Linked DNA regions of Homo sapiens: region 2 is linked to region 1. A link is a loop called in an ENCODE intact Hi-C map of the cell type or tissue named here. Cell type or tissue: dorsolateral prefrontal cortex. All regions are shown on one strand. Links, peaks and the distances in the headings refer to the core of each region. The heading gives the core; the rest is flanking DNA.

What was found. Peaks named below come from ENCODE experiments on the same cell type or tissue, not always from the same donor. Only the 100,000 strongest peaks of a DNase experiment are listed, where the experiment ranks them.
Region 2: it touches region 1 in a loop (11-fold over the local background); 5 of 110 quality-filtered maps call a loop at or near these places.

Annotation. Positions count from the first base shown.
Region 1 is chr21:24,042,579-24,050,563 of GRCh38, reverse strand. No RefSeq gene overlaps it. Among named protein-coding and RNA genes, the nearest start is that of LINC01689, 270 kb to the left of the region's middle. In dorsolateral prefrontal cortex, for the core only: a CTCF peak has its summit at 4,702 (motif pointing right); a DNase peak (open chromatin) is centred at 4,523; H3K4me3 peaks cover 465 bases; H3K27ac peaks cover 2,339 bases.
Region 2 is chr21:24,110,314-24,118,298 of GRCh38, reverse strand. No RefSeq gene overlaps it. Among named protein-coding and RNA genes, the nearest start is that of LINC01689, 210 kb to the left of the region's middle. In dorsolateral prefrontal cortex, for the core only: no CTCF peak of the experiment used is centred there; no DNase peak of the experiment used is centred there; H3K4me3 peaks cover 1,062 bases; H3K27ac peaks cover 2,500 bases.

The DNA.
Region 1 (7,985 bases), core at 3,191-5,690:
TCTACTTAGATTTATATGGTTTGTTTCATTTTACATAAAAGAAATCTGAGGTTCAGAAAGATTGCTACTCACTCAAGCACACATCTAAATATCCGGACTTGAAGACATAAATTTCCTTCCTCTTTTTTCTCTGTAAAGTCCTTAAACTGGTAATTCACACTGATGTTGTATTCATAAATATCCCCCAAGTTTATACAATCGGTATGCTAACAGTTACTGCTGTTTCTCTTATCATTAGATAGCTTAGATGATGACACAGCCAAATGACTGACAGCAATTGTTTTTAAACTTCTTTTATTTTAGGGAGAGTACAGAATGTACTCAGTTGACTTGTGTCACCCCAAAATTCATATGTTCGAGTCCCAACAGCCAGTACTCCAGATTGTAACCCTATTTGGAAATACGGTAATTGTGTTTAAAGAAGTGATTAATGTGATTAATTTAAAATGAGCCTATTATGGTGGGATCCTAATCCAATTAGTTCTGAGGTTTTGTTTTGTTTTGTTTTGCTTTGTTTTGTTTTTTGAGGTCAGGAGTTCAAGATCAGCCTGGCCAACATGGCGAAACCCTATCTTTACTAAAAATACAAAAATTAGCCAGGTGTGGTGGCGCGTGCCTGCAGTCCCAGCCACTTGGGAGGCTGAGGCATGAGAATCACTTGAACTCGGGAGGGGAAGGTTGCAGTGAGCTGAGATTGTGCCAGTGCACTCCAGCCTGGGGGACAGAGCGAGACTCTGTCTCCAAACATATATGTTGGAAACATACATGTTTTTGTTTGTTGATGTGTATTACATGTAGATGACTGTAGCACAAAATCATTTCTGCTCCTCTTCCTGGATGCACAGCAAAACTACTTTACTAGCCTCTCTTGCAGTCAGTGTGGTCATTTGACCAAATTCTTTTTAATAAAATGAGAGCTGAATGTGCTGCTGTAATGCTCAAGCCTTTAACCCAGCAGGTGGGCTGTCTCCATTGCTCTCTTCTTCTTCTGTCCAAGCACTGGGCATGATAGACCAGCTTTATGATATGAACAATGGCAAGGCCCTAGAAGACAAAAAAGTACTATTAAAAACGTAGCCTGCGTCCCGATGTGGAAGAGAGCTAGCTACCAACCAGGAACACCTACCTATACTATTAGTAAATAAATAAATAAATAAATAAATACCCTTTGAGTCTTTCCGTTACAGTGGTTTAACCTACATGAATGGTAAGTTTTAATAGAATATTTTTTAACTTTTAAGTAAGTTCTGTCATTTTTCACACTCTAAGGTGCAACTGTATACACATTTTCAGGACTTTTTTTTCTGTACTTCTTGATTCTGACTCTTAGGTCAAATTAACATTTAAATCTTATTTCCCATTATAGTTGAGAGCAAAGCCCCTTTCAGGTTTTCTGTTTACCTCGAAGGCTTTTCTGCTTGGCTTCCTTAATGTGCTGATTTGCACAGCAAAATGAACTTCAGCTCATCTTTTAAACCTGAAAGCTTATATTCTGATGAATATAGCAAACATGGTGAAAAAGCATGAATATGCACAAAATCTGTCAATTCTCCACACCCCCTGCATTGCGAAGGCTCTTATTAAGACCACAAAATGGCAGAATGCAGATGGTGTTCATGAAAAGTTCTCTTCCTAGGTACCACACATAATATGTTAGATGACTTCACCTGAGGAAATTACATGATGTACAGAAGCAATTTTAGAAAATAGCATGTATACTTGACTACATTCATAACTATTTTACACTCTGCTTTAGAGTCCTGGTTGTTATGGCGTCTTATGAGTGACTGTAATTTTTGTAAACTATAGAAGAGTGGTTCATTCTGGAATATCTACTGTACTGCCAACTTGCTCTTGGGCATATAATCCAGAGGTTATTTCCAAGATTTAGAGACTTTTACCCCTTAAATCATATAGTAATTAGATTAGAAATTTCTTGAGTGATTACCTCATATTAATTCCTGCTTTTACCAGAAACTGAGCTATACTAAAGATACCAATATCTACCCAGTATAGAAAATTTCTCACAATCCCGTGGTGAATCATTCTTTGTTAGAAATGACAAATGACACTGAAGTAAATGCTAGAAATTTAATGTATTCTATTATACCCAAGTTTCTGCTCATCTATCATCCACTTAATTACCACCATTTGTACCTTGAAATAAATTGCTATACAGTTTAATACAACTCTAAGGACGAAGGAAATGACAAAAACAATGGCATTCTAAATAATTGGGAGGCAAAAATGTTCTGTATGTGTTTATATATTCACATAATCAATGATATGCGAGAACTAAAAATATTTTTAAATATCAAGAAAGTGTAAGCTTTTCCTAAGATTATTTCAAAAGTGTGCATACTTCATTCTCCTAGCCATGTTTCCCTTCTTTCTTATTTCATCCATTACACTAAGAACTTCAGCATTTTAAAAAAATTTTCTACCCTTATGCTAATTACATTCATAACGTGATCTATGATAACATAATGAAGATGTAAATTGGAGTGATCCAGACTATCTCAATCCATTTTGAAGTCCCTGAGACAGTTGCATTGTTATAAACCAATAAACATACAAGAATAATACAACTCATTTGTCTAATTAATCTTAAGTCCTTAGAGCCAGAGCCAGTGCCTGGCTGGTTATATACTAATATGTGTGTGCAGAATGTACACATGATTTTCAACTTTAAATATAATAAAACGCTAAAAAATCACATGGAATATGTTTATGCTTAATTAGGTTTAACTGTACCATGTTATACATAGCATTTTGGGGGTGATAGGTGGCACAAAAATTTAATAATCTAATTCAAAAGAGGTCATATATTCTGTATTTCTTTTCTTTTTCTTTTTTTTTTTTTTCTTGAGATGGGGTCTCACTCTGTCACCCAGGCTGAAGTGCAGAGGCACGATCTTGGCTCACTGCAATCTTCACCTCCCAGGTTCAAGCTATTCCCCTGCCTCAGCCTCTCGAGTAGCTGGGATTACGGGCATGCACCATCACACCCGGCTAATTTTGTATTTTTAGTAGGGACGGGTGTCACCATGTTGGCCAGGCTGGTCTCAAACTCCTGACCTCAGGTGATCCACCCTCCTCAGCCTCCCAAAGTGTTGGGATTACAGGCGTGAGCCACTGCGCCCAGCCTATTCCGTATTTCTCTAATAGGGAGTATTAAGACTCTTTAAAGTTTAGTTGCATAGGGTTCTTGTAAAAATTTTATAAAATAGGGCACATGGAGGCCTAGAGAAGTTCTTTAGTTTGTTCAGTAGTGCTTAAAAAGGAGGAACTGGGCTAAATGGAGAAGCCTCATTTGTGGTTCACTTGCCTGCTCTTTATGGTATATGCACTCTTTTCTTCCTCCTTCTTAACATTGTTTTACTCCCTTGTCCTCTTTTCACTAATAACACAACATAGTGAGGGAAGTTTCTATCAGGGGCATTTTTCTACTTGACCAGTTTAGGGGTTTGTCAAGACTAATTCCTTTTGCCTTTAAGTTTACGCTAAAGATGTTGTAGAACGATCCACAATCTGCTACTGTGGGTCTCTTTCCATTTAAGTGGGTAGCCATGAATGGTTAATCTAGTAAGTCTGCCTGTGTGAAAGTAATTTCCTGTCGGAAAAAACAAAAAGGCTTACTTTTTTTTTTTTTTTGCAGCTTTCACTTTATATTGAGAACTATCATTCTTGGTACAATGATAAAACAAAGGCATCAAATTTAACATTCAAACAACCATAACAGAAAGATTAAAACAGTAAATAATATAATAAGCTATGAATAACTTTATTTTTTCATATTTTAGTGCAGGGTAATATTAACATAATTTTACTTAAGAGCAGGACTTTTAAAAGGAACTTTAGTTATATTTATGTCTTAATTAATTATTTTAATTTAGTCCTAACGCAAGGATATACATTGTTTTCTAGAATTTGACTACCATGAAGTGATTCCTCTGAAGATTTGAATATTTCTAAAGCCCCTTGGAAGTCAGAAAGTCTTGGTGGTATTCCTAGATTAAAAATGAGAGAATTGTCATGAATCAGGAAAATTTGAAGTGTACATAAATATTCAAGACTTGCGTAGGGCATGCAGTGTTGTTCTCCTCAAGAATTATGTTAATTGGGTCAAAGTCTTGTTTTCATATAATTTTTATTTCCTCTGGAGTGCCTTGCAGAGTTCTAGGCACTTGGCGAATTTTAGTAAATATTTGTTAAATAAATATGTGAGATTTAATACCATGACAGTCAGCAGTTCATTTCAAATTTTTAATTATTTTTTGTAACCAAACACCGGTATCTTAGAGTTTTAAAACTATTATCATTTTATTCTTTCTCATGAGACTGATCTTTGGAAGGCTCTGCAGATCTAGGTCATATTTGGCTGATGTTGGAGATGAGTCAGTGGGAACTGGCTGGTCTAAGATGACCTTAGCTGAGATGCATCAGCTCTGCTCATTGTAGTCTCTAATCCTACAGCTGGCCAGTCCAAGGCAAAAGGGCAGCATTCCAAGAGAGTGGCAGCATGCCAGCTTTCTGGAGAACTAGGCTCAGAATGCCACACCATGACTGCCCTGCATTCTATTGTCCAAATCAAGTCACAAGGCCAGCTCTGATTCAGGGGATAGAGAAAGCAAGTCCACCTCTAAATGGGAAGAGCTGCAATGACATGTACAAACAGCATGCATAACGGGGAGCTGTGGTCAGCAGGGGGCGTTTTTGCAATCAACATTTGAAATATTCAAGCAAAAACAAAATAGAAAGAAGTCAGGATATTCTCAAGGCTTAGAAATGCAACATAATGAATTTATTAGTAGTTTTTTTTTTTTATCCTGTGAGCAACGTACAATGACAGAAAAAATAAATCCATAATTTTTGTCAGCAGAATTAGCTTCATTCAAATGACTTATGCTATTTGTCAAAACAGAAAAATCAGTCAAGGTCCACTAGCATTGGATTTGTCAAAACCCTAATTTTCACAAACTTGGCATTGCTACATTGCTACTAATAGCACATGGCTTCTCCTGGGAGAGAAATTTTGGCTTTTCTGCTTTTTTTTTTTTTTTTTTCTGGTGTTGGTTTTTCCTCGAGCTTTCTGCAGTCCTTCCTATGTAAATTTATATCGGTTGCCACAAAAATCCATTTATACTACCAAGAATCATTGACTTAGTAACTCCAATGACGTTAATTTTTCTGTGAAGTGATGCACAAAACAACAAAATCTTTTTATAAATAAATTCTGGAACATATACTAGCTTTTAAAAATGATATTTAAATTCTTCAGCCTTCTAAAGCTTTTGGCTTGTGGAGACAGGAGAAAGCTTAAAAGCTAACTATTTTATCAACATTTGTGTACAACTTTAAATAAAAGACAAATATTTTATTACTAGCATTAATCATTTAATTAAAAATCTGATTTTCTTCTTTACTAGAGTCAATATTTATGTCATTATATAAATATGCATACAGCAGATATTAATCTGAATGGAATCAGTATGAGAATAAAGGAGGCTATAATCAAAGGTGCAGATCTGATGTTGCACCTTATGGGGCATCTAGATTTGAGTATGAAACTTTACATAAGGGAAGCAAGAGTCTAGGTTATCTGGTGCTCTACTTACTATAGTTATGGGTTGAACAACCTAGAAGATTGGGGTCTCATTCCTTTTCCCCAAAATCCCACTTTCTGCTATGTTTCTGGGATGGAGCGTCCATATCTTTCTCTCCAAGAACTCACTCTTTGACTTATGGTGGCCTAGAATTGCTAGTTAAAATCAATGCTAATGACTTATCTATCTCTCCTTTCATCTTCTTCTTTTGATTAGTAATTACTTAATTTGCTGTCTCAGGGATAGCACTGTAAGCTTTGCACCCTAAGCTTGTTTAACTGTATCAGAAGGAATAGTGAAAAATATGAGAATCAGAACATAAGCAGATTAAAGTACAGTTAATCTACAGGAAGTCAAATCCATACCAAGATAAGATTACTGAGTTTTACACACACCCTGCAGCTAAAGAAGAGCCTGTATATCAGAAATGTTGTTGCTTTTATACTTTAAAAATTTATTGTGAGAATTTTTAAGTATTCCACTTAGAAAATCAGTTATTAAGGATCATCAATTGCTAAAAAAGGTAATCATAAGCACTAGTAGTGTCTTGAGAGACAATGAAGTAAATTACTAAAAATCAAAGTACACATGTAATTTAGAGAACACTTAGGCAAAATAAGAAGGTTCAAGTTTAGTTCATACTAGAAGAGACCTAATTACAAACCTACCATTTGTAAGCAAAATATGTATATTGGTGCCCTTGTTCAGAAGAACAAATAAATACCCTTCTCAAGTTCCTTTTGTAATAATGAAGACTCCCCCTGCAGGGCTGTAATTGACTTAAACCTTCCAGGTAAGGAAATTTTACAGTAAGTCAAACCTTATAATAACGTTGTGACATCTGAATCCCTCCAGTTTATAATGGTCCTCTTTATCATTAGTAAAAAACAAAAACGCTAGTAGAAATAGGTTAGAAAATACTAATTTAAATATAAAAGTTCCAGTTAAATGCCTCATGATTGTTTTAATTTCTAACCAAAAATAACTTGAAATCCTAATGTAACTGTAAAGTAACGGTTGAATTTTATTTTCTTTTTACTACCATACTAGTGGTTAATAATTAAAGAATGTTAACCCCCTCCATAGTAGAAATGATGTCTCTGTGTTATAAATCTGTATATTCTCATTATTTAGTATTACCTTGACGTTTAGTAGGCATCTCACAACTGTGTTTGTTGAGTGAACCAATTAACCAATGGCTGAGTAAAAACAAATAAAGCTTAAGACTGAGAGTGATTAGACTACTTGATAGCCCAAAAAGGAAAGATTTATAAACAGAGAAATCCTAGTGTAGTCATAACTGTTAGAAATGAGAAGGAAATATTTCATGGTTGTTGTTGCTGCTGATGCTATTGTTTATTCTCGAAGACTTTAATCAACATTTCATGTAGTTGAATGCAAAAATGTGGTTTATTGGCCGATATCGCACCACTGCACTCCAGCCTGGGCAACAGAGCAAGACTCCTGTCTCAAAAAAAAAAAAAAAATGTGGTTCATTGGAATATTTGGGCCTAGGTACCTTGAACCTCTAAATGGATAAAGTATCTTAAGCCTTCTCATTTCCCTCAATACTAATTAAGACAGCAACATCTACAACCACCTCCAAAAGCAAACAACTTACCTGTCATAAACTCAGTATCTGACATATTCTTCCATTGGCTTTGCTTACAGCTTTGTTGAATTCGTTGACAAAGGAACCTCCTGTTTTATGAAAATAAATAGTATTATCTTAAAACAACTTGAAAATGTGGACCTAGTGAAAATACTGCATTATTTTATTTTCTTTTATAATTGTCAACTTTCTCCTGTGTGATGTGGAGATTTGATTTACATTTCTTAAGTCAGGGCTAAATGCTCTTATCTGGTGAATACCCAACAAAGTTTAAGTCTTTATATTCCCTTTGTACACAAATTAATTTTAAAAAATTCAAACCCCTCTTTCCCCAAATCTTGTGTCCTTAATCATCAGCTAAATGTTCTAAATAAATAAATGGAAACCTGATGTGAAAGAAAGAGGGAGATTTTGATCTCAGCTATTCAGATAATTCAGTTCCTGGATGTTTATGCTGATCAAAATCACCAGATTCTTGTTCAAACCTCTGCTTCTGTTTACCTGTGTAAACACAGAATGTATTATGTTGATGTAGTTTTATGGGAAGAAATTGCTAGAGCTTTGGAGAATAACTCAAGCGTTTTATCTGTGTTTGCACTAAACCTAAACTTGGATTGAATATCTTTCTATTTATCTATTTTGCTTAAAAAAAACTAGCAGGTCTGAGCCATCTCAAGAGAAACTGTGTTTTTCTTAAATGAACAGCATATACTTAGATTGGATGTTTTGTCTTAAAATATTCAATATTTCCTTATTTTAGGAGCAGA
Region 2 (7,985 bases), core at 1,982-4,481, 69 kb before region 1:
TAAACATTTTAATCATTCTGTAGATTAAATCTCCATACATTTATGAAATATTCATTATTTTTCAATATTTTAAAAATTGACTATATAAATTAACATTAAATTTGTACTGCATTTATTTGTCTGATGTATAAAATTATATCATATTAGAAGTAATTTGCACAAACCAATTTTCCCTTTTTAGTGAGAAAATACTATTTTTAAAGTGAACAGAATTCTATATGATTTTGTCTCTTGGTTTTGGAATACGCGGGGATGTTGCCAGCAGACGTATAATTTCTATTCAAAACTGACATTTTGCTCAAAGTTTCTTTTAGCCTAGCTCTCTGTATTATTAGATTTGCAAAGTTTTAATTTACTAGGACTACCCTTAGTTATAACATTTTAATTTTGGTAAAAAATATTTTCAAAGCAAAATAAAAACAACACAAGAAATTTTTGGTTTGAAATTTAACACAAATTGTGAATACATGCAGATCAAAACACATGTCTTTCAATCAAAGATGTATATGTTTAAGATTACTAGTTTAATATCTAAATGTGTTTTCAAAATACATTCATGAGTATTTTTCTAAGTCATATATTCACTTATATAAAGTACAGAATTGAGATGTTTATACGTAAGTAATATAAATAAATACACCCTTGATTTAGTCAAATAATGTTGCCTGTAAAATTCACTCAGCTAGCACTAATTCTGTTTTGAAGTAGCTGAGCTCTTCTAAATGAGACAGAACACCAGTGGTCAACCATTTAGAACAATAATAATGATTGTTAATAGTTCTTGAATAGTTTAGTAACTTAATTAAATGATGAAAATTAATTTAATCTTTAATGCTGACAACAAACCTAAGAGGTTTCTACTATTCTTATTCTGTAGTTAGGTATGGGAAAAAAATGAGGCTAAATATTTATAGAGAAAAATGTCTATCTAGGGACTGTCTATCTTTGTCCAAAAGCAAGACAGTGGTGAAACTAAAATTCAAATCAGGCAGGCAATCTAATCACATGGCCAACGTCATCAACAGTTATGTAACTCTCACCATATAGTCAATTTTGGGTGAAGAGATTGAAGCAAAGATCATTTCACTTAAAAAAATAAATATTACATGTACCAAAATGTTCAATAGCTAGAAAGAAGAGGTTTTATAGATAATTAACACATCCTTTGCCATACTGAGTTGTATGTGAACTCTAAAGTTAAAGAATCACTGTTCTGTACAAATTTCTTTAGAAACATATTTTGAAACGTCAAAAAGCATTACTAGTAACTGGACAGTAAATCTATCATCCATTCCACTCCTCCCCCAACCAAGATATTATGCCTTATAAAAAGGTTTCTTCATGTCTACGTATGAATCTAATGCAAACATTATTTACTTGAGTTAGTGGATGTTTGGAATGCCTATGAACCATCTGTAAAAAGGATAAACAATATTGTATGTAAATTGTCTTAGCACGTGTGTGTAGTAAGTGACGATGCCTTTAACAAAATCAATACCATTGATTTTCTTAAGAAAGGCACTATAAACTATATATTACAAGAAATCTAAAAAAAGTAGGATAATTACTCACTCATTTCCCGAAAGTAGCTTGAATCGCAGAGTGCACGTCTAGAGCAAGAAACAGGCTCTTGAAATATACAAATTTAAAGTTTTTGCAAATTTTTGTGTGCGTATGTTCTATGGACCCATAAGAGATTCTAATAACCTTTCATTAGTACCTCTTATGTGTCCATAGAACAAAACAAAATAGCTATTTCATATGTTTTAAATTTAGAGTACATCTAAGAAAACATATAAATTAGGTTATTTTTCCTTATAATAATGATTTCACTGGCTATTAGACTATTTCACTGGCTCCTATTGTTATAGTTGTGAAACTGTTACCAGTTTCATTTTTACTCCTTTGAAGGTAATCAGTGTTTTCTCTCTGTTGTATTTAAAATCTACTTTTTTTGCCTAAGTGTTTTGAGATTTTCCCTGACATCCTTTTCAGGTTTATTCTGCTTAAAATAATTATGCTTCTGGATTGTAAGGATCCATGTCTTTTACCAATTCGGAAATTTTTTTCAATTATTATCTTTCTGAAACTACTTCTCCCTCATTCTCCCAATTCTCTTCTTTTGGATTTTGTTAGAGCTAATCAGAGAGTGCCATTTACAGTCTGTTAACTTATATTTCACTTAATTTTTTTCTGTATTTTATTCATCTGTTCTGATTTTAGCATACTTACTTTTATTCTACCCTTTGGTTTATTTTTTTCACCTGTCTCTAATATGCTATTTAATGCATCCATTTAAAAAATTGCAATGATCACAAATTATATTTCTAGAAGTTCTATTTGACAATTAGCTTGATATTTTAAAAATGGTGTCTATTTAATTCTTATGCTTTAAACTGATTGTCAATTCTCTAAATTAGAAGTTTCCATATATATTAGAGGTACACATTTAGAGGATACCTGTGGATAATTTAACACATCCAAATATTTTGTAAAGATCAAATCAGTGTACTTGGAATATCCATCACATGCAATATTTGGCTTCTCATTATGCTAGAAATATTTGAATTACTATTTTCTAGGTATTTTGAAACACACAATAGATCATGGTAAACTATAGCCATCCTATTTACCTATCATACACTAGGTTTTATTTCTTATATCAAAGAGTATATTTGGACCTACTAATCAACCTTTCTTCATCCTATCCTTTCTTTTATCCTTTCTTGCCACTGATAACCACCAAACTACTCTTTTAGCTTCATGAGATTCACTATTTAAGCCCTCACATATGAGTGAGAAAATGCAACATTTGTCTTTCTGTGCTTGCCTTATTCATCTTCATCTAGCAACCTCCAGTTCCATTCATGTTGATGAAAATGACAGAATTGTTCATTTTATATTATGGCTGAATAATAGTCCATTGTGTATATAACACTAAGGATTTTTATCTATTTACCAACTTTTGGACACTTAGGTTGATTTCATCTTTTGTCTATTGTCAGTAGCGCTACAATAAACGTGGAAGTTCAGATATCTCTTTGACAATTTTTTTCCTTTCTTTTGGATAAATACACATTAGTAGAACTGCAGAATCATGTGATAGCTCTATTTTAGTTTTTTGAGGAATTCCTATACAGTTTTCCATAGTAGCTGTAATAATACGTTCCCGAAAACAATGTATGAGGGTTCTCCTTTCTACACATTGTCACCCGCATCTCTTATTGTCTGTCCTGGGATAAAAACCATTTTAACTGGGTCAGAAACTTTCTTGTGGTTTTGATTTGTGTTTCTCTGATGATTACTAATGTTTTAACATTTTTTCTTAAACCTGTTGACCATTTGTATTACTTCTTTTGAGAAATATCTACTCAGATATTTTGCTCATTTTTAAGTCAGATTATTAGTATTTTTGCTACTGAGTTGTTTGAGCTTTATATGTTCTTGTTATTAACCTCTTGACAGACGGATAGTTTGAAAACATTTTCTCCCATTCTGTGGATTGTCTTTCACTTTTGATTGCTTTTTTTTTGTTATTGTTGTTGCTGCTGCTGTTCTTATTGTGTAGAAGATGATCTCATTTTTGCTTTGTTTGCCTGTGCCTTTGAAGTCTTACACAAAAATGTTTCCCCAGACTAATGTCCTAGAGTGTTTCCCCTGTATTTTCTTCTGGTAATTTCAGCTTCAGGTGGTAGATGTAAGTCTTTTTTTTTTTTTTGAAACGGAGTCTCGTTCTGTCGCCCAGGCTGGAGTGCAGTGGCGCCATCTCGGCTCACTGCAAGCTCAGCCTCCCGGGTTCACGCCATTCTCCTGCCTCAGCCTCCTGAGTAGCTGGGACAACAGGCACCTGCCACCACCACGCCCGGCTAATTTTTTTTGTATTTTTAGTAGAGACGGGGTTTCACCGTGTTAGCCAGGATGGTCTCGATCTCCTGACCTCGTGATCTGCCCGCCTCGGCCTCCCAAAGTGCTGGGATTACAGGCGTGAGCCACTGCACCTGGCTAGATATGTCTTTAATCCATTTTGATTTGAGTTTTGCATATCGTGAGAGATAAGGGTCTAGTTTCGTTCTTCTACATAAGGTAATCCAGTTTTCTTTACAACATTTATTGGAGACTGTCCTTTCCCCATTGCATAGTATTGATACCTTTGTCTTTAAAGAGTTGGCCGTAAACATGTGAGTTTATATCTGTTCTCTATTATGTTCCATTGTTCTGTATGTCTGCTTTTATGCCAGTACTGTGCTAATTTGCTTACTATAGTTTTGTAGTATATTTTCAAGTCAGGTAGGGTGATGCCTCCAGCTTTGTTCTTTTTGCTCCGATTGCTTTGGCTATTAGAGGTCTTTTGTGGTTCCATGCACATTTTAAGATTTTTTCTATTTCTGTGAAGAATTTTCTTGGTATTTTGCTAGGGGTTTCATTGATTTGTAAGTTGCTTTGTTAAAATTATCATTTTGACAATATCAATTTTTTTATTCCTTGGGCATGGAATACCCTTTCATTTTTGGGTGTGTTCTTTTTTGTTTCTTTCCTCAGTGTTTTATACTTTACCTTGTATAGACTCCAAATATTTAAAACATGTTAATGTTATATAACATGTCTGGTCTGGTAATTTCAATTTCTAAGTGCTGATACTTTAATTTTTTTTTAGTTGAGTTGTCTGTTTTAGCATTCTCTCTCTCCTCTCTCTCTCTCTCTCTCTCTCTCTCTCTCTCTCTCTTTCCCCCCAACTCCCTCTTCTGGAGACTTGCTGACAACTCTCCATGAACATTTTAAAGTTTGTTCGTGGTTAAATATTATATTAATGGCAATCAAGCTTAAAGTATGGCTTAACGAAAAACAAGCCTTGGAATTTAGAGACGGTGTATTTTTCTGGAGCTTTTCTACCCTGGAGACATTTGCTTGTATTTCAAATGAAAATAAAAACTTAGAGATATTCCCTTCCTTTCCCCAAAGAGGATTTCATGTTTTTCACTCCAGAGAAAGGATTTATCTCTCTCTTCAAAAAATGCACCTGTCATGCTACAAAAGCTCCAAATTTCATAACTTAGAGAATTTTTTCCTATATTGCCACCCTACTGCACACACAAATGGCATCAAGTCCTATCTTTCACCACGTGGGGAACCACGGTATGGGAACTGGTGCTAAACTTGCTCTGTGAGCCTTTTCTCTAATTCCAAAATCTTGTTTTACTGTTAGATAAATAACTAGATATAAAAAAATGCTTGGTTATGAAAATACAAAAATTAGCCAAGTGTGATGGTGGGTGCCTGTAATCCCAGCTACTCAGGAGGCTGAGGCAGGAGAATCACTTGAACCCAGAGGCAGAGGTTGCAGTGAGCCAAGACTATGCCATTGCACTACAGCCTGGGTGACAGAGCAAAACTCTGTCTCAAAAAAAATTTTTTAAAAAGTAAGATGATAGAGTGAAGAATATATAATGTAAACTCAACTCAGAAAAAGTTATAGCTATGTTGATACACTCAAAAATATCAGAATGCCAGTTTTTATACTTAGATGTAATTTTTGATTTCTGAATTATAGACAATTGACAATATTTTGAAAATTTAGTTTTGCACCATCAATTGTCAAAATAGTGGTAAAGGGCTTCAGCTGAGCCTGGAAACTTTATAAATATAGAACCCACGGGCAGAGCTAGCACACAAAAGTTGGAAGCAATTAATTAACAAGGTTTTTGAAAAACAAAATTATCTTTTAAATACATTTTTGTTTTGGATTTATCCTAAGTTTCATTTTAATCAAGTGACAGCTGATGTGTATTATTTTTCTTTAGGGAAGGGGAGGATGGTTCTGGCAACATCAGCCTTTATAAGTAGATGTATAAATAATATATAACGGTTTATAAACTTTTTTCAATGAACATATGTAATTAAATATTTTCAAAACTAATTGAAGTGAGACTAACTTAAATTAGTAAACTATAGCAAAAGCACAATCTTCATAGAGCTAACATTCTCTGAGTACGACTCCTTCAATTGAAGAGCAGGCTGGAAAAATAATACTATATTGCTGACACACGAAACTCACCAATCTCGGACAGGGTTTGGTAATGGAAAAACAAGCAGACTGTTATGGTTTGGCTCTGTGTCCTTACTGAAATTTCGTGTTGAATTGTAATCCTCAGTGTTGGAGGAGGGGCCTGATGGGAGGAGACCGATAAGAAATTTAATAAATATAAGTTAGACAAAATTACTAGCTGCATAGTCTTCCCTATACACAAAAATGCTAAGTAGCATCAATATACATAGCCAATATCAAATAAATTAAACTTTTCTTAATTTATTTAAGTTAATGTACTTTAGAAACCTTTTGAAAACAACTGTTGCACAGAATGATGAAGAAAACTATGTATAGTTGCACAGCATGATGAAGAAAACTATGTCCCTAAACTGAGGGACAAGTATTTGCAAAGGGACAGAGGCTTGAGTTGGCAGAATAGTTCTAGAAACTGACATGGATAAAGGCCAGGATAGAAAGATCCACATCAGCTTAGAAAAAACCTTAGTAACTAATTGAAAGTATGTATGTGTAAGAGAGAAGATTTGTATCAAAACTAACCTTTATACGTGTTCAAGTATAACAAATCCATCAAATTATTATGATACATACAAGCCACACATCACACATGCACATACTACACATACAAAATGTGTATGTATGATTGTGTGTGTCACAACAATAATTCAATTGTTTGACACATAATTCAAATGTGTGAAGTTAGTTTTGATATAAATGTTCTATTTTACAAAATATGCATATGTATCTGTATGTATTTAGACACAAAATATGTATACATTCTTTGTAATCTAAAAATTGGATGGAATTAGTTTATGTGAAAATTCTGCCTTTTTGTAATTCTGAATTAAGTGTAATTTTTTAAAATCCTTATCACACATTTTCATCACCTATTTTCTGAGGCACATTTTAACCTACCAGATCTCATCCTAATCAAGCAGTATCTGTTAGATCTGTGACAGGGGTGTAATTTCAGTAAAGTGATTAGAACTGTCTGTGAATATGAGAAAGGTGTGATATATAAAAGTATTTCTGTGAACTACTCTAAAGCTGTATAACCTGAATCCACTCCCACCCTCCCAAAAAGGAAGTGGCTTGTTCTACTTAATTACCTCCAAGCCTCAGAGGAATTGAAGAATAACATATTCATTCTATTTTATGATTCTATGGATCAGGAATTCAGGAAGGGCTAAACTAGGGGGATTTTTTGTTGTTTATTTTTACATGGTTCCAACAGCAATTCACAAAGCAGTATTCACTTGGCCTATGGGCTGGGTTAGATGGTCCAAGACAGGTTTACTCTCAGGCTGTGGTATGGCTAGCAGGCTAGACTCAGTTGGGAGTCATGGCTTAATTAGAATTTATACATTGCAGTTAGGGGCTTCTAAAGAAAATGTTTCAGAGAGCCCAGGCCCAAGTTGCAAAGTCCTTTAAGTTCTAGCTTGGAAGTTCTTAAAAGGCCTGGTCATCTATTGCATTGTTTTGGGCTAACAACTCTCTAAGACCAGCCCAAATCCAAGGGTGAGAATATTGTCTCTACCTCTCAACTGGAGAAGTAGCAAAGCATTTACAAATACCTCTACTCAATCATATAGTCTAATTTCAATTAAATGTGCTTATGTTTTTAAACCCGATGTTATATGCCTGTTACAACTTTGATTTAGAAGTTGAGTTAGGAAGCATAACATGTAGGAAATATTGAAAATAAATAGGTAGGTTTCTGCTTAAACTGAAGTTTTTTGAACATTGAAAGGTTAGCAGAGCTAATCTCTCAGTTGTTATCTTAGGTTTGATGCTATTGTATTAATGAAGTTGGTTTCAGATTGGGAATAATTTTCTTCTCTATATTTTTATGGTAATGTTAAAGATGTGTCTGGTTCAAAGGTGGAAAGTTCGTTTTTGCAGATTTTTGGTGACATTACAAGTAATGTATTTTCTAAGTCTC